Regions from separate parts of the Homo sapiens genome. Here all the other regions are linked to region 1. Evidence: chromatin loops called from intact Hi-C (ENCODE). Cell type or tissue: natural killer cell. All regions are shown on one strand. Each heading gives the region's core, and the rest is flanking DNA. Links, peaks and the distances in the headings are about the cores only. Region 1 overlaps CRYBG1 (crystallin beta-gamma domain containing 1). Region 2 overlaps CRYBG1 (crystallin beta-gamma domain containing 1). Region 3 overlaps CRYBG1 (crystallin beta-gamma domain containing 1).

Region 1 (11,255 bases), core at 3,659-7,658:
GTCTCCCTGACCCTCTAAAATGTTCATACTTTGCCCTGCTTCTCTGGCCCAGTCCTGACCAATGGGATGTGAGAGGCGTCTGCTGAAGAAATGGGGGAAAAGGTCTTCTACAAGAAGAGAAAGTTTCCCTTTCCTGCAGGCCAGTGTCATGCCTGCATGTGATGAATATGATAGAACATCTTGGGACCATGTGCAGGATTAGCCTAAGGAGACTAGATTGAGGAAAAAGCAGAGAGGAAATACCTATCTCTTGATTTCTTGAAATGAGAAGCAGAATTACCTATCTCTGGAGTTCTTGTTGTGTTAGATAATAAACGTCCTATTCTTCAAGCCATTTTGACTTGGGTGTTCCTTGCTGTCTGCAGTTGAGCATCATACCTGATCCAAGGTTTGGTAGATTTTGTAAGCACAGGAATAAAGATGCCAGAGCAGAATGACAGCTTTGAATGAAGAATGCCAGTAAAGTAGAAAGAGAACTAAAAATGCAAGACCTCAGCATTTCGCAACAGAAACGGAAGCTTTTGTGGGATTTCTACAATGTTGCAAGGATATAAAGAGGAATAGAGCAAAGTGTTAACACTTTAGAAGGGCAGGAAGATCTAATCAATATGGTAATATCAGCAAGGGAGATATAGATGGGCATAATTTGTGGAACTCTATTGTGTACTTTTTTTTTTTTTTTTTTGAGACAGAGTCTCACTCTGTCACCAGGCTGGAGTGCAGTGGCATGATCTCAGCTCACTGCAACCTCCACCTCCCGGGTTCAAGTGATGCTCCTGCCTCAGCAGCTGGGATTACAGGCATGTGCCACCACACCCAGCTAATTTTTTTGTATTTTTATTGGAGACAGGGTTTCACCATGTTAGCCAGGCTAATCTCGAACTCCTGACCTTAAGTGAGCCACCTGCCTCAGCCTCCCAAAGTGCCGGGATTACAGGCGTGAGCCACTGTGCCTGGCCCCTGTACATACTTTTTTAAAAAGTCACTATTGTTTGCATTATATAAAATGTAAAGGTACATTAGCAGCAATATATTTCTTTTTGTTTTTCCTTTAGTTTCATACTATGAAAGTAATACTTGTGTACAGTAAAGACAATATATTATGCCATATATAAACACATATAAAAATACATTTCTACCTGTGAGGCTAATATCTTCTTAGGAATTTAAATACAGTATTTTTGAAGGGAAAGAGAAACACATATAGCTCAGGAGAATTTAAGTAACAACTGAAAAATACCTTAAAGTTGAAATGCTGTCATCGTCTTACCATGAATGTGTCTTACATCAAGACCTATTTTTATTAATTGTTCCAGTACCCTAAGTTAGTGTTCACCTTGTCCTTCTGCTCACAAATATGCCAAAGAAGTAGCAAACAAGAGAAGACTCCTAGGACTTGAAAGCTTATTCCAACTGCTGTGGACTTACACATTGTCAGCCATTCAAGTACTAACCAGGCCCGACCCTGCTTAGCTTCTGACATCAGACAAGATCAGGTGCATTTAGGGTGGTGTGGCCATAGATTAGACTTACACATTGTGAAAAGTCAACCACAAATGTTAGGCAGTCTGCTCCCCTTAATAGTTTTCCTTTTTGGAAAAACATATGTGCCCATTGACTGACTCCAAGTGACAAGAGAGATAAAAGCAATCTACCTGTGCTTCCTAAGCTTTGTATTGTCGGAGACGGGCACTCCAAAAAAGACCTATCTCTTCTTCCTAGATACTTACGTATTACATAATTAAAAGCTGGCAAGTGTAGCCTTTTCTATGTATTTTGCTTGTGATACAATCCCTGCTTAAAACATAGGATCCTTTTGCCTGGAAATAACAGTCCAACTCACAGAAGCCTGATAAAAAACAAAATATATTATCACATATAAAACAAAAGGGGTAGACTGAGTTGGTTTAACTAGTGTATTCCTTTGCTACTGAATTTAGTCACTGCTACATTTCTAGCTGTCACATAGAGGTATGATAATTCCTTCCTGTGTAACTTGCTTAGAAGTGGGGGAAATCTCCTCTAGAAGCCACCTAGCAGGCTTCTTTTCATACCTGCACTAAACCGATCACTGGACCCAACCCTTTGAGGCTGAGACCTGAAGGACACTACTGTGCAGAAATTAGACACCTGAAGAAGCTGAGGTTCAATTAGGAAAAAAGGAGAAGGGAGAGGGTAGAAATGGATGTCGATGTGCATTCTATCCTCTCCCTAGCTTTGTCTTGAAATATGTTCCCCACACTTGCTACACTTTGGGAGAGGTAGAGATGACACATATTTAAGATGGAATTTGAGCTACCAGAGTAGGAACTTTCATAATTTGGGCCTTGTAGCGTGTTGAACCCTGTGAACCTGCCTGCTCTCCTGATTTGGGGGATAAACTAAGTCGACACAGTGTGCTATCCAAGAGTCAGTTCTCTATACTTGGGGTCATGATCTCCCAGATGGGAGGGTACACATGGCCCTGGGGGAAGGCTTAGTTTTTCAGTGGCTAGAGGAGGTGAGGACTATCACAGACAGTTCCAGGGACGGCCCTTGCTTCACCATCATTCTAAAACAGGAACTGCTGAGTGTGTGTGGTATACCCAATAACCTCTGCTTCCCCTTGAGAGGAGGAGAATGATGGGGTGTTGGCTAAATTCCCTTTCCTCGTGACCCAGATCCAGACAGTGCTGCTGTGCACCTGGCCATGGACGCCATGATTTCACAGTTTGCTCCAGGACTTGGTTGGAGGTGAGGCAAGGTCACAGGATGTGTGGGCTGAGTGGGCTTCGCAAACAGAACTCTGCTTCAGGGCAGCTTCTTGCCCAGCCCCGGAAACTCAGGCCGTCCCAGGAGCATGTTCTACTTCCTCTCTAGAGTCAGTCACAGGCCTTCTACTCCTAGCAAGCTTACTGGACAAGTTTGTCTCCTGAAACACAACCTTCACAATGTATTACACAGAAATAATACACTTGAAATCGTGCCAAGAGGTCTCTAAGACCTAAAGCAACTTTGTAACACTATCTAGCATTCATTCTTTCAGCATTTTCTAGATCTTCCATGACATGTCATATATCAAAGCACACAAAGGTGAACAATTCCACTCCCTGCCCTCAAGGATATTAAGGTCTAGTAGACATAGGGGCTTATCGAATGGGCAGAAATATTTTCAATTCCGAATAATGGTTACCTCTGGAACTACACATAGATAAGTCTCCCTAGCCTAAAAGCCAACCTTAATAAATGTTTGCAACAGGAAAGACCAATTGGAAAGTTTGTTAACTTTTCTTTTCCAAAGGGTAATGTTTTCATTATTATTATTTTAATTTTTGTGGGTACATAGTAGATATATATATATATATATATATATATTTATGAGGTACATGAGGTACAAGCATTCAAAGTGTAATAATCACATCATCAAGAATGGGGCATCCATCCCCTCAAGCATTTATCTTTTGTGTTACAAACAATCCAATTATATTCTTTTAGTTATTTTTAAGTGTACAATTACATTATTATCACTATAGTCACCCTGTTGTGCCATCAAATACTGAGTCTTATTCATTCTTTCTATTATTTTTGTACCCAAAGGGTTAATTTTAGTTTTACTCCTGATGAGTAGGGTGTAGGTGGTCATAACAGAGGCTAAGCTTGGCTCCCTGATGAGAAATTTATGTGCCAATGGAAGCACAGTTTCCTTTGTGAATAGTCACAACTGGTCATTTATTAACGACAATAACCTCTTGGGTAAATAACATAAAACAACCGCCAAATGCTATCATATTGGTCTGCAGTCTTAGCAGAGGATAATTTATTAACTTGCTAATTATACTCCTTTGTACCTCCCTTTTCTTTTTAGCACAGATGTTATACTGCCAGAGTGAAAGTTTCAGTGTTAAGTATGGTACTTGATTTTACTCAGACTTAGAAGTAAGTGGAACATTTGCCAATTCATTCAATTATGTTTCCTTTTTATTTGGCTTACTTTAAAAAACCAGATTGCCCCTCTCCCTGGAGATTAAGTTGGTAGCAAAATTAATAACGGCAAGACTGTTTTCCCTTTCCCAAGTTAAAAGAGCCGCATGGCTATTCTCAGACAAATCCCAGAATTGTGAGACCTAAAGCTTATATAAGAAGGGGGCGGGCCTCTTTAATAAAAAGAAAAGAGAATCTCTTACTTTCTCAAGATTGACAGTGCTAGGGCCTCTCCAAAGCCCTTGAAAGTGGCCCTGATAAATCTAGTTCGAGTTTTCCTAATGTTGGTCTACACCACCAAGTTGTTCCTTAAGCATTTAAATATGTGTAGCCTAATATAAGGCAAGTTAAATAAGTTTTTTAATAATTCTTGTTTTATAGTAATGTACATCCAAAATAATAAAATGTAGCATAAAAGTTTAGGTTTAACTATAGTTTATAAGTTATAAATTGATGCTGTACTGCCATCTATTGTCTATCCAAAGAATTATTACTGTGTTCAACTGAGCCTCAGAGTTGTGATTTCAAAGTTACCAAAAAGTGCTTCCACCTGCATTGAATTGAATTATTTCCTCAAGGGAACCTAAGACACCAGATACTAGAACCACTCTTCTGAATTAAGGCATTGGTTGTAACATGCATAAGTTTTCTGGCCACAAAGGAAGGAGAAAACTTAATTCACTAACAAATGGCACTAATAGTGTGCATGGTGTTTCTTTACTGCAACTGCTAAATGGTAGAGAGCAACCATTTACTGAGCAACCTCTTTCCTGCTAACATTAGACCCTGTATTAGATTACGGACACATACCATCAGATAATGCTAGACCTGAAAAAGTCCCTGGTGATTACCTGGTTCAGTCACTTTATTGCAGATTTGAAGAGACATTGTTCCTCAGAAACCATGTGACTGACTGACAGTGTTGTGCCTGCTGGTTACCCATGTACATGGTACTGGAAGCCCAGGCTCACAAAGAGGCATCTAATGACAGTGTGAGGATAGAGCCATGTAAATCTCTCCCATCTCCAGAAATAAAACAAAACCCCACAATCTATTTCCCTTGGAAAACCTAGAATTTTGGATTTACAGAATGGGTTTTTCCTTCAGAAGCAGTGTTGTCTTCAAATTTGTATTTTTTCTCAGCTGAATAAAGGATCAAATATAGCAATGTATACACACAGATTTCAGAGTCATACCAGCCTGGCCATTAGCTATATGATCTTGAGCTAGTTACTTCTTTAAGCCTCAGTTTCTTCATCTGCAAAATGGGAGTGATAAATTGTTAAGAGAATTAAATTAGGTAAAACTTGTAAAATGCTTAGCCTAGTACTGCCATATAGTAGGTTCTCAATAAGTATCAGCTATTGTAATTATGCATATGAATGTCAGTTGACATGTCCTGAATAATAATTTATAAGGAATTATATAGATGGTACTTTGAGCTAGCATATTTATCAGGCTCAGATATGAAAGGAGAATGTCTGGGTTGGAAGATCCCTTAGAGATAATCTAGTGACCCAACCATACCATTTTTCAGATGAGTTCATTGAGGCCCAGAGATATTCATTGTTCAAAGTCACACGGCTAATGACAGAGTTAGGAGTAGAGAACCCACCCAACTCCTCACTCAGAGACTAATTTTAAATTCTCAGTAGATGAGTTTCACGATCACAAAATTCCAAGTTGGATGGGGAAATGAAAATAATTTGCTATGCTCATTCGAGTTTTTAAAATACAAAGCATCCTCAAAGTTACAGGTATGTAAAGGATGCTACACCACTAACCCAAGTATTTCTTGTTGCCAATGGTAATAGAATGCAGAAACTCTGCCATCTAGTGGTTGCACAAGAATATCACTCCTCTACTCATCCTTTTTTGTCCAGTCAGCCTCTACTTCCTGATTGCATTCACCTTCCTGGGCACTTTGATGGTTTTTGTTTGTCTGTTTGTTTGTTTGTTTTGTTGGTTTTTGTAAAGACGGGGTCTCACTATGTTGCCTAAGCTGGTTTTGAACTCCTGGTCTCAAATGATTGTCTTGCCTCAGCCTCCCAAAGTGCCAGGATTACAGGTGTGAGCCACCAAGTCTTTCAAAATGGCAGCCTGAAGGCTGGGAGCCATCTCCCAATATGCTGTGTGGTGCAGAAATGTTTAAGTTCCCCCTCACACCTGACCAGTGGAATGCAAATCATCTCTCCAACAAAGGCTGGAAATGTTTGCCTTAATACTTCTATCTTGTGAAATCGAGGCTTTGGGTGCTACCGAGTCTGTGAAAGTTAAGCAAAATATCTCAGGACCACTAGTATGTTGATTTTGATGATTTCGGATCACTCCACATGATTAACGAACCATGAAACTCGCCCAGAACCAGGCTAGGTTCCACAAGGTTTGGCTTTATTAGCATTGGTCCCAGAGGAAGAAATGATTTCATTCTGGGCACAAGCAAAGAGAAGCCAAGGCCGAGGACCAAACAACCAGGAGAATTGTGCAAATCCCCAGGAGAACTGAGGAACCGAGGTCTGTGCCTCAAGGAACGGCTCGGTTTTATCAAGAGTATTGTGTTTCACGCGTGATTGCACATGCTCTGATTTAGAGAAGCTGAAGGTCATGGCATTTTTTTCAGCTTCTCTTTATAAGAGTCAAGTTGGACAAGTTTTGTTTTCAGTTGTCGAAATACAAAAGAAGATTTTTTTGATTGCTGGAATTTTCCTTTTAAGGCAATTCAAATTCTTATCATCTAATGGCAGAGAAGAGAAAATGTAGCTTTTATTTTGACAGTGTCAATACTCCCCAAAGAAAGACTAATGATCTTACTAAGCTCATGAATAACAAATTAATAATGCAAAAGAGGGTATTTTCAATTGTTAGCCTTTGTAGCACCAAACAAAGCTTCTGGTGATATTACCATGGAGCAGGCAAGGAGGAAAAAGCCTGGCAGAATATGGTTATATTAATGGATACAAAAATACAGTTAGATAGAATGAATAAGATCTAGTATTTCATAGCACAACAGGGTGACTACAGTCAACACTACTTTATTGTACATTAAAAAATAACTAAAAGAAAATAATTGGATTGTTTGTAACACAAAGGAAGGATAAATGCTTGAGGTGAAAGATACCCCATTTACCCTGATGCAATTATTACACATTATATGCCTGTATCAAAATATCTCATGTATTCTATAAATATATACACTTACTATGTACCCACAAAAACTAAAAATGAAAAAAAAATTATGTGGTTATAGGCACAAGGGTAGAGAAATAGTCCTAAAGTACCAGGGGCAACTCTGAGGAGTCATCTTTGAGCCCTCCTGCTCCAATCAATCCACCTCTGATCACTCATCAAGGGGTCCTTTGTCATCGCATTTGAACTTGCTTTGAGGGACACTATAAGATGCAGCCACGTAGAACTCTTGGTTGGACCTATTGCAGGGATGCCAAGAAGGATGTTAGGTACCATCTTACTTAATATCCTTTATATGGAGACTGAAGGGAAAGATTTCTCTCATTCTGAAATGCCAAGAAAAGCTTTTCTCTTTTTCACTCCTTGTCTTTTAGACAATGAGGTCCATGTACTTGATCATGAATCAATTTTAACAATTATATAAAACATTATGAATGTGTGTTTCTGTAAAGTAATTGTTTCTCTTATCACACTATCATTCTTTTAGTGTTCTGATCTGTATTTATTTGCATTGTCAATTGGATGCAAACTACTGTAAATCTTTTAGAGGAAGAAGTGACAGGGAGGCAGTTATAAATACAAGAAAACTGTTTCTTCCACCTCACCAGTATGACATCCATCTACTCTTGTGCATTCCAACCACTACTATCCTACTTCTAAACTTCATTATGTCTTCAGTTTAGTAAGATTCCAGTTATTCTCTGCTACTGAGTGTCTCCTGCAGCCTTTAACCTATTCTAACTTTACAAATAGATTGATCTTCCTGATGTACTGTCTGGTTTGAAAACCAACAGATAGCTCAGCACTGTCTACAGAATAAAGCCCTAACTTCATTGTCTGGTATTCAAGTGCTTTCACCTTCTGGACCCAGTCTAACTTTTCAAATGTAGCTCCCCTACACACCCTATATTCCAGGCAATTTTGTTATATTTTAGCTTACTTATCACTGATGGCTCTTTCTCTCATCTCATCTCTTTAAGGGGCTCCTGGGTATGAGTCCCTTTGTTTCTGCCGTGGCATATAATAACATCTGTCACATCACAGATGCTCTGTAAGAGTTTGCTGGCTGAGTGAATACAAAGCGCTTTCTGCAAAGGTGGTTTGATTCATGAAGATAGCAGCTGCTTGCAGAGCCTGTTGCTGTTTATGACTGTTTCAAATAATGTCAATATAAAGCTTTGGTTCAAAAGCACCTCCTCCTAACCACGATAGTTACATGCAAAACTGGTCTGTTGGTTATTATTTTCCAGAAGTCTGTGGTGATGGCACACACTTTGAAGTTAACTTTATAGCATCTTTAATATGCATCATCTGCCTATTTTGTTTACCTTTGCCCCACCTTAGCTCTCTAGTCCAAAACTCATGCCAGCAACAATTAGTAAGAGTCTCTTAAACTCTGGGGTCCCTAAACAACCTGGCACGAAACTCGTCTGCCTTAGTTAATCCTTCCAGGCACTCAAATAATTATCTTCATCAATCCTGAGCTTTGATGGCACTTACACTGCCGCAATCATCATTACTTCATGGCATTTCCAGAAGCAATAAAGTTTCAAGAGAAATTGTGTAACTCTTCCTTGTATCAAACATTTTTTAGCATTTATTGTATTTTCTGAACTCACAAACACCTACTTTTCTTATAGATCATATACTCTCAACTTTCTCACAGCTATAATTCAGAGGTTTCAAGGCTCTATTCAATATATTCTTTTATATGGTGGTCTATAAATCTTTATAAGAATTGAGTCTTTAAAGGTTACTTGCAAGACCTCTAAAACATTCCTACACATAATATGGTGCTTATAGTAAATGCCTTTTGATAATAATATAAAACTAAAAAAATCATTTTCAATATGAGAGAGATTTCCTTATATTTTTTAGTTTTTCAAAATAATTCTTATGGAGGTTCATTTTTTACATTAATTTTTATAACTGTCAGTTTCATCGTGTTCCACTTACTCAATTTCCAAGCACCTGCTAGTTGTCTGGTGATTAATACAAAATGATCAGTAATTAGTACATAATTCATAATTGTCTGAATCATATCTTTGGCTTCTCTCACTCACCTGCACCAGGTAGGTAAACTCCACAAGGGACCAAAGCTGCTTTAAGGCTTCCTAGACATATCCTTATGTAGCGACTAGAATTGTCATCAAATACCTAATGAATTAGTTCAATTAACTGGTGTTAATGTTTCAAAAGAGAACTCTAATTTAAAATCATTTCTCATGAAAAATCTTTATGTATTAGCAACACGTCAGGGATACAGTTTTGCTGACTGAAGACAATAGAATGGCTGTGAAGCTGAATCTGAGATGGACTGATATTTATCACCTCAGCTCTCATGAATAGAAATTCTCTAAGGTGCAGAGGCAAGCAGAGGGAAAAAGAGATTATCACAGTATCCCTGCTCTCCATCTATCCAAATAAAGTTGTCCTTGCAAAGATGCTAGTCACAAGCTCCAAATGTCAGCTTCAAATTCCCACCCTAAGGGTGTTCCAATACCACTCTAACCTCCTTCTCCCCTCCCTCCACCTCAGACTTCCAGCTGTGGTCAGACAGATTTGTTTGCCCTTCCCATACATACAACTTGCTTCATTATTTATATGTCTTTGCTTGGGTTTTCTATTAATGCTTTTGCCTCTCCTCTTTGTAATCTTTGGCTATCAAATTCCATCAAGTCTAATTTCAAAATTCACTTCCTCCAAGATTTCCCTGATTGTAATAAATCCTGTTTCATAAGCCCCTAAAAGTCAATTTCATGTAGCTGAAATATTACACTACAGCAAAAAGAAAAGGACATCGTTATAAATCACAGAATTGTTTCAATACTAGTTTTTAAAAAGAAAAAGAAAGCAATAAAATGGTGTGAGAAATAGTGTCTATTTTTCTCAAGTGTAGATTATTCTCTTTTTAAGAATAGGGATTATTGAGAAACATCAGTTTCATCAGAAAGAGATGGTGGGTGGAGAATTTTTCACAGGCTGTAACATGACTTTACAGAGCTTTTGTTGTTACCACATGTTGATGATTATTATTTCTAATTTCACATCAAGATTCATGGTTTTTCCCTTTCCGTCACACAAATGCATCACTAGCTTTACTTTTAGGCTTTACAGCCATCAACTGAGTGATAGTGATTAATAATGGAATGAAAGGGGAAACAAAGAATGGAAAGAAAAAAAGAAAGGGGCCGGGTGCAGTGGCTCACACCTGTAATCCCAGCACTTTGGGAGGCTGAGGCAGGTGGATCGCTTGAGATCAGGGGTTCGAGACCAGCCTGGGCAACATAGTGAAACCCTGCCTCTACCAAAAAAATACAAAAATTAGCTGGGCATGGTGGTGTGCGCCTACAGTCCCAGCTACTTGGGAGGTTGAGGCAGAAGACTTGCTTGAACCCAGGAGGTGGAGGTTGCAGTGAGCCAAGATCATGCCACTGCACTCCAGCCTGGGTGACAGAGAGAGACTCTGTCTCAAAAGAAAAAAAAAGAGAGAGAGAGAGAGAGAGAGAGAGGAAGAAAGGAAAGTGCTTCAAATAAGGTGAGGATGTGCTTTAAAGGAAGGAAAATTCTATATGTGGAAATAATGTAGCTGAGGGAGAGTAGAGGGCAGAAGAAGAGAGGCAGCACAGCAGGTGCACAGCCCTGGAAGGGGAAAGCCACCAGCCCCACGTCTTCCCTGGGCTGGGTGCTGGGACTGCCAGGCTTAACACAGGCTTCTTGTACAGCTCTTGACACAGAGAACTGAAGGATGTGCATAATGCAGGGGAGAGAAAGTAAGTGGTTTTGAACTTCGAGGTTCAACATTATGAAATACCATTTTTGTAGGTCAAAACCAGTCAAATATGGCAATTTCATATAGTTGCACCTAGTACTATTTAGTAAGTGTTCATCTAGGTTTTCCGGGAACATATATCAGTTTCTCAATTTAATCATAGGCTTTTTAGGAGCTAAGAACCATATCACCTTCTGTCTCTATAACCTGTACTCAGTGGGTATAAAACAAATGCTTTTTTTTTTTCAGTCAGGGATGATACAAAACAAGTTTTTTTCTTGTGCCACTGGTTGAGGCTTCCAGTACAGAGAGAGTTGAGTCACTAAACCACAAAGCA
Region 2 (9,195 bases), core at 2,022-6,021, 120 kb before region 1:
CAGGTGTAAATACCAGCTGCTCTTGACTTCCATCTGGAGCAGCCTCAGCTCTTTTCCTGGAGGGCTCCCAGGTGGTAGTGGGAGTAAAATACTTGAGCCAGGACCTCACTCATCCTCGTTTCCACTCAGAAACTATGGAGTTTGGAAAGAGAGTGGTCAGCAAATCTTTCTTGCTATTATACCAGCACCCCTCAAACCTGCTTCATCCTAATCAGACATTTGTTTCTAATCTGCTAGCTGACTCTCTTTGAAGGGTGAGATGAGGGCTACTGAATGGACTCTCAGATTTCATCAACATAGTTAACCAGAAGCAAGTTTATTTAAGAGATCAGTTCAGCACAGGCTACTGTAGAATGTCTTACCCCACCATATTGTAATGGTATGCACAAAAGGCCTAAAATCAGAGCTATATATCTAGGAACAAGACAGATATGTTGGATGCTGTTGTACATGCACCAATAATATTTTAAAACAAGACAAACTATTCCAGTGACCATAATTGCCTACCATAGACTCCAGAGAAGATCAGCATTTTAGAATTAGAAACACACTTGAATAGATGGAAAAGAAACAAGCTGTTCTACCTGTGACAAGAGCACCAGTATTGAGTGATGAGGACAAAAAGAGGAAGAATATATTCAAGGAAATGTTTAGCACTTTTGTTCAAAGCTAGAACCCACTGTTGGAAGAGCAGCGTATGGGCTGGTGTCTTGTCAGTTGTTAAGCAGTTTGTTTGCATTTTGAAATGCTTACTGCAGTTGAGGATTCCAAGATTGCTTGAAGATTGATTTGACTCCGGTCAAATCAAGACTTGACCAGCAACATCCCTAAAGGTCTCTTTTCCTTCACTTTCTGGGGATAATTAATTGCTGGTCATCCTCTTGAGCCTTTCACACCTCGTTTAGTGGCTATAGTGCCCCCAAGACCTGAGGCTGTCCACCAACAGCTATACCCTGAAGCATGGCTGCAGAACACTGCAGGGAAGGCAGCCCCATGCAGGCCATGTGTGGATGCAGGTGGATAGGAGGACAAGAAATTAGGCTAAAAAATCTGAGTTTAGCAAAAAAGTATGTAACATTGCTTCAGCACTTGTAGATGAGTAAGGATGGCTCATAAATTAGGTCATAATAGTGTTCCAGTAGCAGCTATAAGAAAGGCATTAAACAACCCTCATTTGTGACATTCTAGGGCAGCCCATGGATGAGTTAAAATAATTCAAATCCTGGCTGGGCGCAGTGGCTCAGGCCTGTAATCCCAGCATTTTGGGAGGCCGAGGCGAGTGAATTGCTTGAGCCCAGAGGTTCGAGATCAGCCTGGGCAACGTGATGAAACCCCATCTCTACAAAAAAAAAACAAAATTTGGCTGGGCTTGGTGATGTGTGCCTATAGTCCCAGCTACTTGGGAGGCTGAGGTGGGAGGATCACCTGAGCCTGGGGAGGTAGAGGCTGCAGTGAGCCGTGATTGTGCCACTGCACTCCAGCCTGAGATCCTGTCTCAAAAAATAATAACTCAAATCCTACTAACAAATGTTACCAGACTTTGACATTAAATTTTTAAAATGTATTAATTTTTAATATGAACTAAAGGAAAATAGTATTTTGTTTAGAGTTCCTTAAATGTGTGAATACCTAAGGCTTTCCCATTGTGCTATGCAGCATATTTAAAGGTTCCAGAAAGTGTTTAAGGCCAAGAACCAAAATTACAGGCCTAATAAAGTATTTCTTCTCAGATGCTAAACAGTTCTCTACCTTTCAAACTTAAGCCTTTGTCTTACCCTTTAAAGTGTAAGGGCTTTGTAGGTCCACAAAGTTGGTAAATTTGTTCCAGTTCTCTCCTGTCACTATCTTTGGAAATAATTTAAAATGTACACAGTCTTGAAATCTTGATATAACATTTTACAAAATCACCCAAAAGCTGCTAATTAGGCAACCTGTTTAAGCAGCTACCAAAAATGAAAGGCAAGAAATGAAAGGAGGACAAATTATTGGTTTAAAGCTATGATAGTCTTTTGAAACGATGAGTAAGTTCTCTGAGTCATGGCAGCATGATTTAAGGTTGAATTTAGAATCAATGAAGGAGGAGTCGATCCACTTTCCAGTCTGGTCTTCCATCAGCATTGTCCTTTTTAAGAAATAAGGTGGCTGGAAGGACCTCCAGAAGATTCTTCTTCCTTCTTTGTTCAGGTATATAGGACCATGGCTTCCCACACTTGTGTAAACTTCTCTTTGCTGACAGTGTTGAGGATAATGTGATTTTGATCATACTGTGTGCCCCCTAAAAGAAAGGAAAATAATAAAAGATGAATGTACCCATGGTGAAGGGTCTATAGCAGACACAATTCCCCTAACACCAGTACAGCAAAAGTAAGCAAGTAAACAAGGTGTAGAACTGCATGCCTCAAGGAGGCAAGGCAGGGAGGGAAGCCTGGGCCCCTGTGGGATGAGAGGGTCAACCTGCCATGGGTGAATCTGTCCAGATCCCACCATTGGGGCACCAGCACCTTCACACAGGACATCCCACCTCACGGGCTCCTTTTTCTACCCAGTTCTTAAGAGCTAGTCCACAGTCACTCTTACAATGTCTGAAATTCAAGGGAACTGGGAAAACCCGAGAGAAGGGAAAAGGAGTAAAGAGACTAACATATATTTGGTGGTGAGATGGTAGATTCGAGACACCAGCGAGGAAAGAGCAGGTAGTCCTGGCAGTGGTGGAAAGGTGGGAGGAATGGTTATCGAGGAACAGCACTTGCATGAACAATGAAAACGGGCTGTATTAGGTCAAAGGGGAGGTTTGGATGACACCCGGAAGTACATAAGGGGACGCGGTAGCATTGTCACTACTGGGGACTCAGTTGGTGGATAAAATTTCATAGCATTTAGGATGCTGAGTACCACAGTATTGTAAAACTATTATCATGAACTCTCTCCCTGTTACCAGAATGTTTGTAAGATTTTCCAAAGGTGCTTACTGGATGTTTCAGATACTTTAGTGCTAAAAACAGCCTCATGGCTTCTTTCTTTGGAGAAGTATCATTAACAAAAGGGTTATCTGATTTTTTTTTTTCCAGTGTAGAATAAAGATCCCTTCAGATGGCTTATCCTTTTTTTAGCATAAACCTCAGCACCAAGGATGTATCAACAAAGACCCCATCAAAGTAAAAATCTGTGCATTTTGATGCAGGGAGTGACTGGTATTGAAAGCATGCTTCCTCCTTGGATCAAGAAGAAATAAACATTCTTTTCACCTTTGAAGCATTTACAAAATATGAAAAAGGTTTGGGAATTTACACAATAAATCTAGGTATTATAGTTGAGGAAGGAAATCGTCTCTTCTCTTGTGAGACACTGATTTATCATCATTGGTAATCTACAGCCTCTACACAGCTAGATGTATGGCTAGATGTACTATAGAATACAAGGGTAAGGTGTTTTGGGCCTTTATGTGTAAGTTTGTAGCAGTAGGGAAAAAACTACCAGCAAACCCTACACTCTGCCGAGACAGAGACACACAGCATACTCCACTGAAATTTCAGGAAGTATTAAAGTCACAATGTCTCTTTTCATTCTTCATTATAGTATGTTAAAATACTTTTTGTATTTTAAGAGTATCTTTTGTATTTTAAAAGTAAAGTATCTTAAAATACTTTCATATAAATTCAACTAGAATCATGAAAACTAGAAAGTTCTTGAGAAATAATTTGATTCATTCTCTTGCCTTTGGAGAGTGTTTAAATTGTGCAGACTTCATGTTTTTTAAAGTGAACATGAATCAGCTTCCACTGTTGTTACAAGGTATGTGGTCTGGAATAATACATGAATGTCTACCAAAAGAACTCATTTCCCAAACACAAGAAGATGAGCTAGAAGACAGATGCATGATCTAATAATTCTTAGGGCAATTTTAATAGATAACAAATGGTTCAGTAGTTGTAGCTAATGGAAATCATGGTCTGCTAGTAAGTGCACCAACGAGAAGAGACGTGTTTATATTTTCCTTTGCATGGGGTGTGGGACGTGCGGCGCTGCTCTCTCATGTCCACAAGATGGCACCATTCTCCCAGTCTGAGAAAATTAAATTCAGTTTAACAAGGAATTAAAACTGTTGTAGCTAGCCGGGCGTGGTGGCAGGCACCTGTAATCCCAGCTACTCAGGAGGCTAAGGCAGGAGAATTGCTTGAACCCAGGAGGCGGAGGTTGCAGTGAGCCGAGATCGTGTCATTGCACTCCAGCCTGGACGACAGAGTGAGACTCCGTCTCAAAAAAAAAAAAAAAAAAAAAAAAAGACTGTTGTTGCTACCGTGCTAGATACTGAGATTTCACAAATATACGGGACATTATGCTTACTCAGCAGGCACTTGAGTAATTTATATAGTGTCATTTAGGAAGGGGCTCTGGAGCTTTAAAAAGAAGTCTTAAGAAACCTAGAGTCCCACGGTTCATGTCAGAGCCAAGACAAGGAGTGAGGTGTCCTTCCTTCTGGTCCGCTGCTAATGTAACAAGTCAGGGACATCCTGTGTGCCTAGCGCATCTAGAACGTAAACTGTCTGAAGCCAAGGAGGAGGCTTTTTTTTTTTTTTTTCACGCTGGTGCCCTCCGTGTCTAGCACCGAGCCTGGCACATAGTGTGTACCCCGTGAATACATGTTGAAAGAATAAGAGAAGAAAGCTCTAGCTAAGGATCATAGTGTTGTCCACCCTGGACATAGGAAGCAGATCACATTTGTAAAAAACAGGAAGGTTTGGTCAGATTTCCTTTGAGAACTACATACCCTACTTTCTCTAACATTGTGTCAAAAACTCCATTTTTTCCAATTGAGTCACATTTCTTTGGTGTCTCTGGAGATTTTGAAACTCTTGTCAACACTGAAGCACTCTAGTGCAATAAAGTTTATCAAAATAAGAATAAACAAAGATCTGCATAATTCTTAACTAGTTTGAACCTCAGGTTGATCATCTATAAAATGAGTATTTCACCTGTCTACATATTGACAAATCTGTTGTACCAAATGTAAGGTGAGGGAGCTGTACTATATGTTACTGTTTGGTTTCTGAATATTGCATTTATTTTCTTATATCCAAGGGTACTACTTGCATTTTATATGATCTTTGTGGTCTCCATCCAGCCTGTAGTTGCAGTGCTTAGTTTGTGTTCCCTAAGTGCCCCCTTTAATGAAGGCAAAGGCATTGTTTGCTTCTGAGCATCTTTCCAACTTCTCAGATTCTGTCTGATCCTAAGTCCATTGTTTTAAGTGGGTTGGCCAAGCTACCTACCTGGAGATCATTCAGAAGTGACAGCCACTTTTGCTCCCCATACAGTTACCAAAGCCCCTGATGAAAATGTCCAGATTCGTTCTCCATTATCCAGAAAAGTTGTTTTTTAAAAATCAGATTACAGCACTTTCTTGTCCCTACAACTTTTTTTTTTTTGAGACGAAGTCTTGCCCTGTCGCCTAGGCTGGAGTGCAGTGGCACAATCTCGGCTCAGTGCAACGTCCGCCTCCCGGGTTGACGCGATTCTCCTGCCTCAGCCTCCCAAATAGCTGGGACTACAGGCGCCCACCACCACACCCAGCTAATTTTTTTGTATTTTTTAGTAGAGACGGGGTTTCACCATGTTAGCCAGGATGGTCTCGATCTCCTGACCTCGTGATCCACCCACCAGGGCCTCCCAAAGTGCTGGGATTACAGGCGTGAGCCACGGCACCTGGCTCTTTACCCCTACATCATAAACTTTAATGACAGCATTGGCCTAAATCCCTGATTAAAGTAAAATTGAGTCATTTTGTAGTGATGATTTAAAATAGAGTATGTAATATACTCATAAAAATTTAAAAAAATTAATGGAGTATGTAGTATGGTTACATTATCACCAGTTCGCTACAAAACACAATTGTGCTGACTTTCCTGATAGGGAATAAAAAAGTGCCCATTAATTTAAAGCAGAATTACCCCAGATGACATGAACACACCATCTGCACCTGTCAATAGCAACACACTAGTTCACTGAGTTCCCACACAGAGGTTAGGTCATTCTTATGTTATTTTTAAATGACTATCAGTGGTTCTCCGGGTGTGGGCCTCAGACCAGCAGCATTGGCAACACCTGGGAACTTGTTAGAAAAGGAATTATCAGGCCCCACCCCAGACCTACAGACTCAGTCTCTGAGGATGTGGCCCCACAGTCTATTTTAACCCGCCCTCCAGGTGATTCTGATGCAAATAAAGTTTGAGGACAACCACGCTAAATTTATTCTCCCCCAAGCACCATCAGTTCACTCCCTATTAGCTTCATTGAACACATGTTGCATTGAAATCCTGTAGGCTGTGTTAATTCCTTTGAGATCTTAGATCTTTTCAATGAAAGGTCACGTGTATACATGAGAATCATCAACTCTACCGAACTAAGTGCAATCACGGCCTTTCAGCTTGTGATTTTTAGCCTAACACTATTATAATAAAATAAATGTTTGAAGTCAGCCTATGGCCAGATTCTGGTTCAGCAGTTACAGCTGTGAGATTGTGGCCAAACTGGCCAACCCCTTTGAGCTTCCGGGGTTTTGTTGTTGTTGTTGTTGTTGTTTTGTCTGTAAAACTGGGGAGAAAAGAGGGAGAGGGGATAATGTAGGCCTCATAGGGCGGCTGTGAAGATGACGGGACATGGTGTACTGAAAGTGGCTAGCACAGCAGCTGGCACACAGTAGGGGCTCTCTTACTGTTACTACTAATAATACATTCATCATTTTCAAAAGTTATGAATAGATTTTTCCTTAACTAAAAGACATACACATTACAATAAAGAAAATAAAGGAAGTGACCCTTACCTTTAATGTCTAAAACTAAATTTGGCTTCAACTTGCTGTAAATCCTGCCATCGGACTTCAAGCTCCAGAACTGGCTGTCAGCATTCTGGTCCAGGGCCAGGCCTAGCTTGGAGCCAGATGTTACCAGGCTGCCCACAATCGTCAGGCAGCAGTCTTCTGCTATCTGCTCAGTGGAAAAGACCAGATATCTTAAATATGTATCCAGCTGTAAGTCTCATAGCAATTATTTCTCTGGTTACATTGGGCTTTAAAATTATCTTAGTTCCTAGCTTCATTTACCCCACATGAGGCAGTTCAGCTCTTAGCCAACTAGAATCGGACAATAAATATTTATGCCATTTATTTCAGATGACACGAATGATGGGAAAATCTCAATGTTTGTGCATCGTCAGAGACTTCTGCCCTTTGCAAGACTATCTTACTAGTAGGGAAAGCCTCATAACATTAGAACTGCCCATCATATTTTTCCCTGTCATAAGTGACCATGATCCCAGGCAGGTTCTGTAGCTATATCTCCCTCTGACATCTCCACCTCTGCTTGGCCTGACCTTCCAGTATATGACTGCACCTCTAATTTTGTAGCACTGGGTGGCTAAAGGGCATTTTATCATTTTAAAACTCGGAATTGCATTTATTAGCATTTGTCTTTCCTTCATGAGAATTAAAATTTTCTAAACAGGCATGCTTTCCAGCTATGAAAACAGAAAAATGCAGACTCACTAGAGGGTGTTTTAATGCAAAGATTTTATGAGCCCTTCCCTGAAGTGAATCTACCCTTAATATATAAATAATGTATGGCAGTCATGTTCACATGCCATTAACAAAAATTACTGGCCAGGTACAGTGGCTCACAACTGTAATCCCAACTCTTTGGGAGGCCAAGGTGAGAGGATCACTTGTGAGACCCTATCTCTACAGAAAAGTTTTAAAAATTAGCCAGGTATAGTGGCATGCACTTGTGGGCCCCAGCTACTCAGGAGGCTGAGGTGGGAGGATCCCTTGAGCCCAGGAGGTCGAAGCTACAGTGAGCTGTGATTGCACCACTACACTCCAGCCTGGGCAACAGAGCTAGACTCTGTCTCAAACACAAAAACAAAACAATGTTGCTATAAAAATGCCTGTTAAAAGTGTATTATTGTAGGCCAGGCGCAGTGGCTTATGCCTGTAATCCCAGCACTTTGGGAGGCCAAGGCAGGTGGATCACGAGGTCAGGAGATCAAGACCATCCTGGCCAACATGGTGAAACCCCGTCTCTACTAAAAATACAAAAAAGTTAGCTGGGCGTGGTGGCACACGCCTGTAGTCCCAGCTACTCGAGAGGCTGAGGCAGGAGAATCGCGTGAACCCGGGAGGTACAGGTTGAAGTGAGCCGAGATAGTGCCACTGCACTCCAGCCTGGTGACAGAGCAAGACCCCGTCTAAAAAAAATTAAAGTATATTATTCTATATTGAGATGAAAGCACTGTGATAATCTAGGAGACTTTTTCTCATTGACCTATTGAATTCAAAGTTGTTAAATAACATCACTGAAATGTCTGTTAGAAATAACTGCTGAAAGACACCATTTTCTTGGATTAAGACAATTCAAAGGCAGAAAGCTTCTTTTCATGATTCCATATTACAACTACTTCTGTTCCTCCTGCTAGTTCTTCTATGCATGTCCAAACAGTACTTCTGTTTACTGAAAGAATTCCCCCTCCAGCACAACAGACCCAATTAACGAGTTGTACTCCTTTTCGCAAGGCTGTGTTCCTTCTGCTGACTCACGGGGCACCAGGTTTTTTTTGGTTTTTTGTTTTGTTTTGTTTTGTTTTTTTAAAGAAAATCAGGAGCCAACGGTCAAGCTCACAAAATCAAGGAGTAAAAAAGTTTTATCTACCATAGAAGCATGAGCTTCTTTCATAAAAATCTTACTACAGTCAGCTTTTAAGTGTCTGTTAATAGTAGGAATGATGCAGGAGGGACATGGGCCATTTTCTAATTTACAACGTATGACACTTAGGAAATGGACTGTGCAGCACACAGAGGGATCTCTTTACCCTTCATCCCGTTCTGTGGATTTCCCCAAAACAAACCAAGAGTGATTTTTGTTGACAGGGCTGGAGCTTATAGTTTGTTTCTGTAACAGTTACATTAAGGAAAAAGGGAAGAATAACACACTTCCTTTTTCTACTACTATATAAAAATCAAGCATAGAAATAAATATTCTATCTTGGATCAGTGCTATATTTACCTTTCATTTTAAGTTCCTAGACTGGTTCTATCAGAGCTAGGATATACTGTCATGAAAAAAACAAATTCATTTCTGAAAGTACTCCAGGAATTGTGAAATTGCATCTACTTGAAGAAAAGATCAAAAGCATATGAAAGGATGA
Region 3 (11,255 bases), core at 2,018-6,017, 110 kb before region 1:
TCCAGGTAGGTCTCACTCTGTTGCCCAGGCTGAAGGGCAGTGGCACGATCACAGCTCACTGCAGCCTCAACCTCCCAGACTCAAGTGATCTCCCACCTCAGCCTCCTGAGTAGCTGGGACTACAGGCGTGCACCACCACACCCGACTAATTTTTGTGTTTTCAATAGAGACAGGGTTTCAACATGTTGCCCAGGCTTGTCTGGAACTGCTGGGTTCCAGTGATCTGCCCACTTTGACCTCCCAAAGTGCTAGGGTTACAGACGTGAGTCACTGCGCCCAGCTTCTGTGATTTTTTTTATTTTCTTTTTTAGATGGAGTTTCACTCTTGTCACCCAGGCTGGAGTGCACTGGTGTGATCTCAGCTCACTGCAACCTCCACCTCCTGGGTTCAAGTGATTCTCCTGCCTCAGCCTCCTGAGTAGCTGGGATTACAGGGGCCCCACCACCACACCTGGCTAATTTTTGTATTTTTTAGTAGAGACAGGGTTTCACCACGTTGGCCAGGCTGGTCCTGAACTCCTGACCTCAGGTGATCCACCCGCTTTGCCCTCCCAAAGTGCTGGGATTACAGGCAGGAGCCACTGCACCCAGCCCGGCCTGATTATTTTTTAAATAGATGTAGTCCACCCCAACATCTGTTGTACACAGGTAGACCATACCTATTGTTTTTGTGAATAAAAGAAAAATACTTTCTTAAAAACATGTATTACATTGATGGTACTCATTCATTTTTATATCTTATTCAAAAGTATTCGAAGTTGAGGGGAAAAAAATCTTTCCAAGTTGACCTTTAATCATTTGTATAACATCTGCCAGTCATTCCCAGCTAAAGGAAAATCCCAACCCTGAGCTCCAAAATCAGAGGACTTGCTCTTTTTTAAAGGGATAAGTAAAGTCAGCTCTTTCTTACTTGCTAGACTATGAGAGGTGTTAAAGACAAAATCCTTACCTTAAATAAACTAAAAATCTGGATAATGAAATAAAAGATGCTTTACATATGACTTTTCCCAGTGGAAAAGTGTTCTACAAAGGTGCATAATTATTAACCCTTACAAAAAGAGAGGGTATATGTCAATTAGTTTAAGATAATATAAGAGAGGGAGAAATCTGATCAATTTTTTTTTTTTAAATTAAGATAGGGTCTTGCTTTGTCACTCAGACTGGAGTACAGTGGCGTGAACACGGCTCACTGCAGCCTCAACCTACTGTGCTCAAGTGATCCTTCGGCCTCAGCCTCCTACGTAGCTGGGGCCACAGGCATGTGCCACGACACCTGGCTAATTTTTAAATTTTTGGTAGAGATGGGGTCTCACTTTGTTGCCCAGGCTTTTCTTGAATCCCTGGATTCAAATGATCCTTCTACCTCGGCCTCCTAAAGTGTTGGGAATACAGGCGTGAGCCACTGTGCCCAGCCCAAACTTGATTTTTAAAATGATCTATTTTATTGAGTCAACAAGTAGGTAACTCACATGCCACCAATAACCTGAACAGAGCGTATTTGTGTGTTGAATCCCAGGGATCGGAGATTGACAGTTTCTGCATTAAGTTCAATCTTTTTTCCTTTGAAGTCTTCTCTTTCAAAGAGAATAATTGTTGGTTCAGAAAATTCCTGTTGAGGAACAAAAACAATGTTCTGTTATTCATCTTTGTTAATAATTCAAACTTATGTGAAAATCATCTTGTTACAAGGACAAAGCACAAAAAATCTGCTAGATTTGGCCTTTCCATAAACTCCTTTTCCAAGGGAGCCTGGATGTTTGTGTACTCCAAGCTAGAGAGAAAGCACAGAGGGGCAGTTAGTTTCTCCATTGCATAGGAAGGCAGGTAAATATAAATAGTTTGTAAAACAGGGGGAAAAAAAAAAGAGAAATGGGTATACGCTGGGAATATCAACACTTCTGATGGCATTTATTTTTGACTTAGCCATTTTCACTGGGACAAGGAGGGGCTGGAAAGTCATGGACATAATTGCCAAGGGTCAGAGGGCTGTGGCATCTGATGTTTAGTCACTTAGTGTACAGTGGTATTGCCTAATCAGGGAACCTTCCTCTTGTATGTATTTTCAAATGTCTTTTTTTTTTCTGTTCATCACTAAGACAATGATTCTGTGTACTCATGCTCCCAAACTTTCCTGTAGGAATCATTGTCAAGAGGAGAGAAAAAAAACAACAGGATGGAAGCTCTATGTTCAAACTGTCAATCATTTTAAAGAGGACAACAGCACAAACGTTCACTGTTCAGGAAAATGAAAAGTTGGCAGCTTATGCCTGTTTTTTCAAATTATAGACACTTTTGATTCTACATTAATCTCTAATGATAGTACTGCTAAGATCATAAATGATGCATTAAAAAGCATGTGGGAGGCCGGGCATGGTGGCTTACGCCTGTCATCCCAGCACTTTGGGAGGCCGAGGTGGACGGATCACTTGAGGTCAGGAGTTTGAGATCAGCCTGGCCAACAGGGTGAAACCCCATCTCTATTAAAAATACAAAAACAAACAAACAAACACAAAAAAATTAGCCGGGCATGGTGGTGCATGCTTGTAATCCCAGCTACTTTGGAGGCTGAGTGGGAGACTAGAGAATCACTTGAACCTGGGAGGCGGAGGTTGCAGTGAGTCAAGATCATGCCACTGCACTCCAGCCTGGGCAACTGAGTGAGACTCCATTTCAAAAAAAAAAAAAATAAAAGCATGTGGGGATTACAATTTTTTCCCTATCCTGCTTAAAGTTTGTGGAAAGGGTGCGGTACCTTACTGCTTCATTTATGTGGATGTGTCCTGACTGGTAAAAAGATTTTGTCCATCAGTAAACAGAGCATGTTAGTGTGTAGAAGTAGTTTGTGTGGTCTAGGAATTAGTTTATATAAAACATACATGGAGGAAAGAAGACAAAAATTATAGTAGTATTACTACTTTGCACTTTTATTGCACTTTTGAGATGGCAAGCCCAAAAATGTTCTAAACACTTTAGTATTAAAAAGCAATTAAATAATTTTGAAGTATTAAGTCACAAAGATATGTAGTCTTCATATGGGTAAAACATTCATTTCCTCACAATTAAAACATAAAAAGATGTCATCTATAGCCTCAGAGTGTTGTGAGCATATATGCCAAGTTCTGGTTGAGGGAAGGCATTGAAATTTTCAAATATATACTTGTAGGTAGCTTTTAGAATTCTAGGCAGAATAACAATCAAAGTCTTATTCATTACTTGTAAGCTAATGAATCTTACTACCTCATTTCATGTTTCTTTGTTACTATTTTCATGTCTCAGTAGCATTTTTGCTATTTAAACAGGCAGGCAGGGATGAGATGAAAACCAACTCACATACGTTCTTCCTACATTTAAAACTAAAATGAGCAATTACGTGTGTTTAAAGCTTTTTATGAGAAAGCAGTTACCAAAAACTAATAAAAATGTCAGAAACGACAGATACTTCCAGACTTTAATATCTCAACATGATCTTGCAGTTTTGTTCTATTGAATATTACTTCCACTACATCAAACTGAAAGACTTCTGTCCAAAAGAGGGCACTATAATCTGGATTAGCACATAGTGGCAAACTGGGAGAAGTCATTTGATTGCAAATCTCTAAAACACAGAATAATAATAGACTAAAAACCTATAAGGAATTTCTTCAATAATAACAACCAAAGGTAGAGGAAGCCAAATTGCAAAGGATACAATACACAATTCCTTGAATAGAAAATGCAAATTATAAATAAGAGATACCAGCCTCACTAATAGTGAAATACAAATTAACCCAATGACGACATACTGCTTTCTGCTCATTCTATCAAGTTGACAAAAATTAGAATGAGAGAATATTCAGTAATGGCAACAATGTGTACTGCTGGTGGGAGTCTCAAGTGGTGGGATCTGGCAGTACTGAATGAAACTGCCTGTTCTTACATGTGAAATCCAGTAATTCTACTCCTAATATATAGTCCAAGAGACTCCCACTCAGGTCCATAGGGATATGCATATGAGGATTAAGTGAGTAAAACAGGGTGGTGGAAAACGTGTACCAGTTAGAATCAATAAACTAGATGTACACAGAGCCAAATGGACAGTTCCATCTCCAAGCCCTTAACTAACTTTAAGAGCAGGTTCTACCGGCTGGTTACCTCACTCTGACCATCAGCTATATGAGGCATACATTTCTGCAACACTATTCACAATGACATACTTACAACATCTATAAAACGAAGAGACTTGAAAGTTGCTCCAGGCGGGCATCCCATTGCAGACAGACAAGGATAATGGCCTTCTTCCAACACGTATTGATTACCAGTGAAATTTTCTCCATCATATACAACCCAGCTACAATGGGAAAAACCACACACATGCACAGAATATGCAACTTGAGCACTCCTATTCAAGAAGTCTGATTTTTAGAGGTGGCCTGCTATAAAATAAACACAATGCTTCTGGCAAACAGAGTTCTTTCTTCAAAAATATTTGGATATATTTATTGCATTTCTGCTTGTGGCAAAATAATATTCATAATAAGTCAGTTAACTTTGCATTTGGGAAACAAACTTCTTTCTCCACGTTCTTTCTGACTTCCCCAGCCTCCAGCCTTCCTTGCTCTTCTCATGGGTGCCACCGTTTGCCCAGCCAGTGGAGCTTCAAGCCCTCAAGTCCTTTTTGAATAATCCTTCTTCAAGCTTTGTGACTAGTTAATCACCAAGGCCTATTGATTTGGTCTATTGATTTCCTTCCAAAATTTCTCGCACACTCCTCTATCCTCATTTCTAATACCTCTGCACTGGGCCAGGAGTCAAAATACTATATTGACTTAGACAAGTCACTTAGCCTCTCTGGTATCAACATTATTCATAAAATGGTGATTTGCCATGCTCCCCTAGAAGTTTGTGGGCCTTTTTTTTTTTTTTCCTTTTTTTCTTTTCTTTTGGTGGCGGGGGGACAGAATCTCGCTCTGTCACACAGGCTGGAGTGCAGTGGCATGATCTCGGCTCACTGCAACCTCTGCCTCCTGGGTTCAAGCAATTCTTCTGCCTCATCCTCCTGAGTAGCTGGGACTACAGGTGCATGCCACCACACCTGGCTAATTTTTGTATTTTTAGTAGAGACGGGGTTTCACCATATTGGCCAGACTGGTCTCGAAATCCTGACCTGGTGATCTGCCCACCTCGGCCTCCCAAAGTGCTGGGATTACAGGTGTGAGTCACCGTGCCTGGCCCTGTTGTTGTTGTTTTTAACCCAACAAATGCCTTTTGAGGATTATGTGTCAGGTACTTTTCTATTGCTGGGGATACAGCAGAGAACCAAAGTCCCTGCTCTCCTGAAGTTAATACTCTAGTGAGCTGAGACAGGTAATTTTAAACATGCACAGGACTGGAGGTAATAAATGAAGCAGGCAGGGGATAACGAGGAGTGGGGATGTGGTAGCAGTATGTCCAACAAACTAGGAAGCTTTACTATCCAACTATGTATTTGCCTTTTTTGTTTTTTCCTGAGACAGTCTTGCTCTGTTGCCCAGGCTAGAGTGCAGTGCTATGATCTCAACTTACTGCAACCTCTGCCTCCTGGGTTCACGCAATTCTCCTGCCTCAGCCTCCCAAGTAGCTGGGATTACAGGTGTGTCACCATGCCCGGCTAATTTTTGTATTTTTAGTAAAGACAGGGTTTTGCCATGATGGCCAGGCTGGTCTCGATCTCCTGACCTCAAGTGATCTGCCTGCCTTGGCTTCCCTAAGTGTTGGGATTACAGGCAGGAGCCACTGCACCCGGCCTCCATCTGTGTATTTGAATGCAAAGTCAGTGCTTTTTTGCTGTGCAATACTAAAGGACAGGATAGCATTATTTCAACCATAAAGAACCACGTGATTAAAGGCACTATTACTACTATTATTAAGAGACTTAAATCCTCAACACCTCTTGCACAGATTGCTCCAAGGCTTTCCTGACCGAGTTTCCCTGACCTTGGGCTCTCCCCTCTCCATGAAGCTTTTGTACAAGGATTGTTTCAGCATGAAACAATTGAGCCCATTGCCTTTGCCCTGGGTCTTGTGTTTCCTGTGGAAGCCATCTAAACTCAGTGTGCTCAGCTTTGCTTCTCCTCCCAGTACAAAGCCCTCCCAGCAAGCCGGACTGGTATGCTCCCTGATTCGCGTGTCCACCAGCTCCACTCCAGCGTGTACTTTCTACCTTCCTGTTAATGCAGAGTGCCGATCCTGTCCTTTGAACAATCCACCTTGGGAGGTACCTTGGATTAACTAGAGCCCAACTCTCCCTTTCTAGATGATGGGAAGACATACAGAGTAAAGAACCTGCTCTGAATTCCATTACACAATGAGATGATCTTCAGCTTCTCCAACCAACCTGAAGCCCGTGTCCTCTGGCGTCTGGTACTCAGATATCACGAAGCACGCCATTGGACTAAGATGGTGGTTTCGCATAGTGCCAAGCACCTAACAGGCATCACTATATACTTGCTGATGTGTGAATTCTGTTTTACTCCAGTGATTCAGCTCTGCCAGGCCTTTGTTTCACTTACCTGCCTCCTGAAACTCTGCAAGACTTGGTAGAAAATGAATCATCAATTTGACTTGTTGTTTCTTCAAAACTTTGACTGTGACCTTGAAACTGTGGTTCTGAAAACAAGTGAATCTTTGAAAAAGTAAACAGAAACACATAAAATTATTTTCCTAAACACATTAACTAATTTAGCCTTTGAAATGATGACCTAAACATGACCTGCTGACTTTTGTTACAGTAAACTGGTACGAATTTTAGAAATCCTTTAATTTTCCATGTCTACATTCATGATCAATTAGAAACATGTTAGCTGCGCCATTCGTGACTATTTATTTAATTCAGAGACATCAAAGTAAAATGCAACAACAAAGGTAACTTTCTATAGAACACCCTGTTGTGAAGCTGTGAGGTATTTTAAAGCTTTATTGTGGTCAGAAATCATTGTTCATCAGTTCTGACATTAACGACAAACAGTATTTTGGAAAGACATAGTGTAGTTTCCTTCCTTCTCAATGGAAGACACTTGCTGACTTATCGGAATCCTGTGAATGCCAATAAAGGAGGCTATAGTGGTGTTTGTTCCTCTATAATTATGGCTCTGTGAACACTTCCATTAAAAGGCCGAAATAACAAATGTACACCCCAGTTGATGTTAAGAATCAGCATTCAGAAAGCTTGAGTGAGACCATAAAAAATGTCTAGTGTCGACACAGCAAATATGAAAATTCATTTTACCATCACAATAACTAGATGCTATTGTTTGAAATATTAATCTCAATGTATTAATATAAACTGAGTCAATGTAATGATATAAAATTCAGCTTTATACAATAAGCATTTTATAAGAATTATTTAGACATGGGTCAGTACTGTCAATTAACCATTAAAGTAAACTTAAATCTTATTTTTTAAATACAATTATGCTTTCAGGCATAAAAATGAGTAAAACTAACAAAATGTCCCAAATGTCTGATTTTTTTTTTTTTTTTTTTTTTTTTTTTTTTGAGACAGAGTCTCTGTCACTCAGGCTGGAGTGCAGTGGTGCGATCTCGGCTCACTCCAACATCTGCCTCTTGGGGTTCAAGCAATTCTCCTGCCTCAGCTTCCTGAGTAGCTGAGCTTATAGACACAAGCCACCACACCCAGCTAATTTTTGTCTTTTTAGTAAAGACGGGGTTTCCCCATGTTGGTCAGGCTGGTCTTGAACTCCTGAGCTCAAGTGATCCACCTGCCTTGACCTCCCAAAGTGCTGGGATTACAGGCGTGAGCCACCACACCCGGCCCCAAATGTCTGACATTTGAAACATAAGTTCAGCTTTTCAATGGAAGGCCCTTTATATATTAATATAAAAGAATATTTTTAAAGTTACCTGATTTCGTCTCCTTGGGCCAGTGAAAGAATCCTAAAAATTTTTAAAGGAAGGAGAAAAGGAAATGAATAGAACAAACACATTGAAAAAGTTTTTTTCTTCTAGATTATTAGCAATTACTGCTAAAAATAAACTCAGAATATTTTCCATAGCAATTACTATTACATGAACCAGGAACACACATTAAGGAAATCCAGAATTCAGTTAAATATTCTCATACAAAAATATAACTCCTTACCAAACATATAGGTTGAACAGAAGAGATCTTACAATTTTTGCCTCCCCAGTCCTCAAAACTGGTATAAAATCCTTTATCCAGTATATACTGTTCTCCTGTGAAGTCAGGATTTTCATAGGCTACCCATCTAAGAAACAAAAGCAATCACTTGTTGGAGTTCATATTTTACATATAAAACGATCACATATTTGGATATCTATGTATCATACAGAAACTTTCATTTGTTTTGCCAATTGAAATTTTAATTTTTCTGATTCTCCATTAACCTTTAGAAGCAGATGGGTTTGTCTATAGGACAAATCAGAATGGTAAGCCAGCAGAGAAGAGGGAACATTTATACACTGCTGGTGGGAATGTAAATTAGTTTAGCTGCTGTGGAAAGCAGTTTGAAGATTTCTCAAAGAACTAAAGATAGAACTAGTATTCAACCCAGCAATCCCATTACTGGGATATACCCAGGGGAAAACGAATTATTCTACCAAAAAGATACTTGCACGTGTCTTGTTTACTGCCACACTATTCACAATATCAAGATGTGGAATCAACCTAGGTGTTCATTGATCAATGGTGGATTGGATAGAGAAAATGTGGTACATATAAACCATGGAATACTATACAGCCATAAAAAAGAATGAAATCAAGTCCTTTGCAGCAACTTGGATGCAACTGGAGGTCACTATCCTAAGCGAATTAACACAAACAGAAAATCAAATACCAAATATTTATGAGCAAGAACATATACTTATGAGCATGTTCTTGCCCATAAGTGGGAGCTAAACATTGGTCATGCATGGACATAAAGAAGAAAAAAAAATAGGCCCTGGGGACTACAAAAGGGGCCAGGAGGGAGGGGGGTTTGAAAAACTACCTGTTGCATGCTATGCTCAGGTTGACGGGTTCAACCGTACCCCAAACTTCAGGAAATCATGCAATATACCCATGTAACAAACCTGCACATGTACCCCCTGAATCTAAAATAAGAGTTGAAAAAAAACTTAATGCAAAAGAAATGGTAAGCGTAAGGGTATCTTGACATGAACTTTTTGGCGTTCTCGCTTATCAAATACTATTTCTTGAGAAAGCTACAAAGGCAATACTTCTCTGTGCTTTTTTTTTTCTAATTGTATTCTAAGGAAACAAAACAAACAGGACTTTCAAGAAGAACCTAGTTCTTTTAATAAGCAATCAATAAGTCCTTTCATTCTCAACCTTAAAATATTTTTGCAGAAAGATCTTAGGAAGCTGTGTCTATTACACAACAAACCACACTGAAAAAGAAGTTAACAGAAGAAATGCTTTTAAAAATGCAGAACAGAACTAAAATATTGTTTCCAACAGTGTTTCCAACATCACATAAATATGTAAAAATTAAATAAACAAAATTGAGCAAACTCATAGAAATACTAAAAATAAATCTCTTTTGGAATGTTTTTTTCTCTTTTAAGTGATCTACACCCAGAGGAAAATCAACAAAACCAATTTAATGATGCTATTTCCTATGCAAAGATAAAGTCTTTGAAAGGAAAAGGTTTTTCAGTTCTGTTATATTAAAGAGATACTTAATACCATTATATTGAAGACATTAAGTATCTTTTCAATTAATTCATCATTCTCATGATCCTCTCAAAGCTTAAAGGAATAATATCTATGTATGTATTATGTAGGGTGATCAGAACTTTGCAAAATGTTTCCACATCTGTTATCACATTTAATCTCCTAGGGAGGTATTGGTGTTCCCATTTTACAGATGGGAAAAACCTAAGACACAGTAAGTTAATTCATTTACCAGGTGCCAGGAACTAGACTGGCACTAGATATACAAAGATGAAAAAGACAAAATCTCTGTCCTCCAAAGCCCACAGATGGGTAAGCAGCATCACATGGAAGTATTTGTTGGTATTTGTTTTGAATGGGAAATGACTTGTCCAGGGTGACACAATCGACTATTGGCCAGAACGTGACTGAACCTACCTGTCCTGAGGCCCACCAGGCTCTCCTTGCTTTGTGACCCAACCTGCCATGTGCCCTGGAAAGTTCCCTTTCATTTACTGTTCTAGTAAACCATGCCTAAAACAGTCCACACACTTTATAATTAGAGCAGATTATGATTTTACTATCCAAAGGGCTGATTTAAACAAAAACTCAAGTACAGTAATTACTAGAATATGAACAGCCATCAAGGAAAAAAAGAACACTGCCAAAATCTCCAGTGAGAAGTAGCTAATAACAGCCAACATCTGTGCACTCACTCCCAGCCATCCAAATGGAGAAGCTGCTATATGCACCACTCAGTCTTTCAGGAAATACAGCCCCCTACCACCCCCCATCCCCCGATTTCAGAACCTCACTAGCAATTTTTAAAACCTGTTCTTTTTTATTTTTATTTATTTTTTATTTTTTTTAGTAGAGTCAGGATTTTACCATGTTGGCCAGGCTGGTCTCAAACTCCTGACTTCAAGTGATCCACCCACCTCAGCCTCCTAAAGTGCTAGGATTACAGGCGTGAGCACTGTTCCCGGCCTAAAAACCTATCCTTTATCACTGAGAGGTGAGGAGATAGGAGACCTGGCTCCACCTGTGGCCATGACATTAACTTTCAGATAACTTTGAAGAACTCACTTAACCTTTGTGAAAGTTTGTATTTTCAAGTGTAAGTAGGAGAGTGGGCCAAGGTCCCCGGGCTGACCAGGTGATGCTGTACAGCACACGGGTACCCGCATGTGCTGCCTCTGCCCACAGGGCCTCAGGCTTTACCCCCAGCATGAAAGGAAGCAACAGTAAAGCCAGAGCAGGGAGCACTGCTATGTGGGAGGAGTGTCTGCACATCAAGAAAATCTACATGACTGGATTAAGAAAATGTGGCACATATACACCATGGAATACTATGCAGCCATAAAAAATGATGAGTTCATGTCCTTTGTAGGGACATGGATGAAACTGGAAACCATCATTCTCAGCAAACGATCGCAAGGACAAAAAACCAAACACCGCATGTTCTCACTCATAGGTGGGAATTGAACAATGAGAACACATGGACACAGGAAGGGGAACATCACACACCGGGGACTGTTGTGGGGTGGGGGGAGGGGGGAGGGATAGCATTAGGAGATATACCTAATGCTAGATGACGAGTTAATGG

The links. Peaks named below come from ENCODE experiments on the same cell type or tissue, not always from the same donor. Only the 100,000 strongest peaks of a DNase experiment are listed, where the experiment ranks them.
Region 2: a loop joins it to region 1, with 15 times the contacts of the local background. A loop is called at or near these places in 108 of 110 quality-filtered maps.
Region 3: it touches region 1 in a loop (9-fold over the local background); 106 of 110 quality-filtered maps call a loop at or near these places.

Annotation. Positions count from the first base shown.
Region 1 is chr6:106,439,647-106,450,901 of GRCh38, reverse strand. The region is part of intron 1 of CRYBG1 (crystallin beta-gamma domain containing 1); the gene reads right to left. It also overlaps the pseudogene RNA5SP211. Among named protein-coding and RNA genes, the nearest start is that of CRYBG1, 85 kb to the right of the region's middle. RefSeq lists an enhancer at 2,531-3,032. In natural killer cell, for the core only: CTCF peaks have their summits at 4,430 (motif pointing left) and 5,690; DNase peaks (open chromatin) are centred at 4,451 and 5,791.
Region 2 is chr6:106,561,552-106,570,746 of GRCh38, reverse strand. It overlaps CRYBG1 (crystallin beta-gamma domain containing 1), which reads right to left. Exons shown (of 22, transcript NM_001371242.2): 21 at 6,821-6,983; 22 at 1-2,275. The coding sequence ends at 2,181. Among named protein-coding and RNA genes, the nearest start is that of RTN4IP1, 63 kb to the left of the region's middle. In natural killer cell, for the core only: a CTCF peak has its summit at 4,023 (motif pointing right); a DNase peak (open chromatin) is centred at 4,026.
Region 3 is chr6:106,548,840-106,560,094 of GRCh38, reverse strand. It overlaps CRYBG1 (crystallin beta-gamma domain containing 1), which reads right to left. Exons shown (of 22, transcript NM_001371242.2): 14 at 8,117-8,243; 15 at 7,879-7,911; 16 at 6,528-6,640; 17 at 4,198-4,327; 18 at 1,470-1,609. Among named protein-coding and RNA genes, the nearest start is that of RTN4IP1, 75 kb to the left of the region's middle. In natural killer cell, for the core only: a CTCF peak has its summit at 3,532 (motif pointing right); a DNase peak (open chromatin) is centred at 3,534.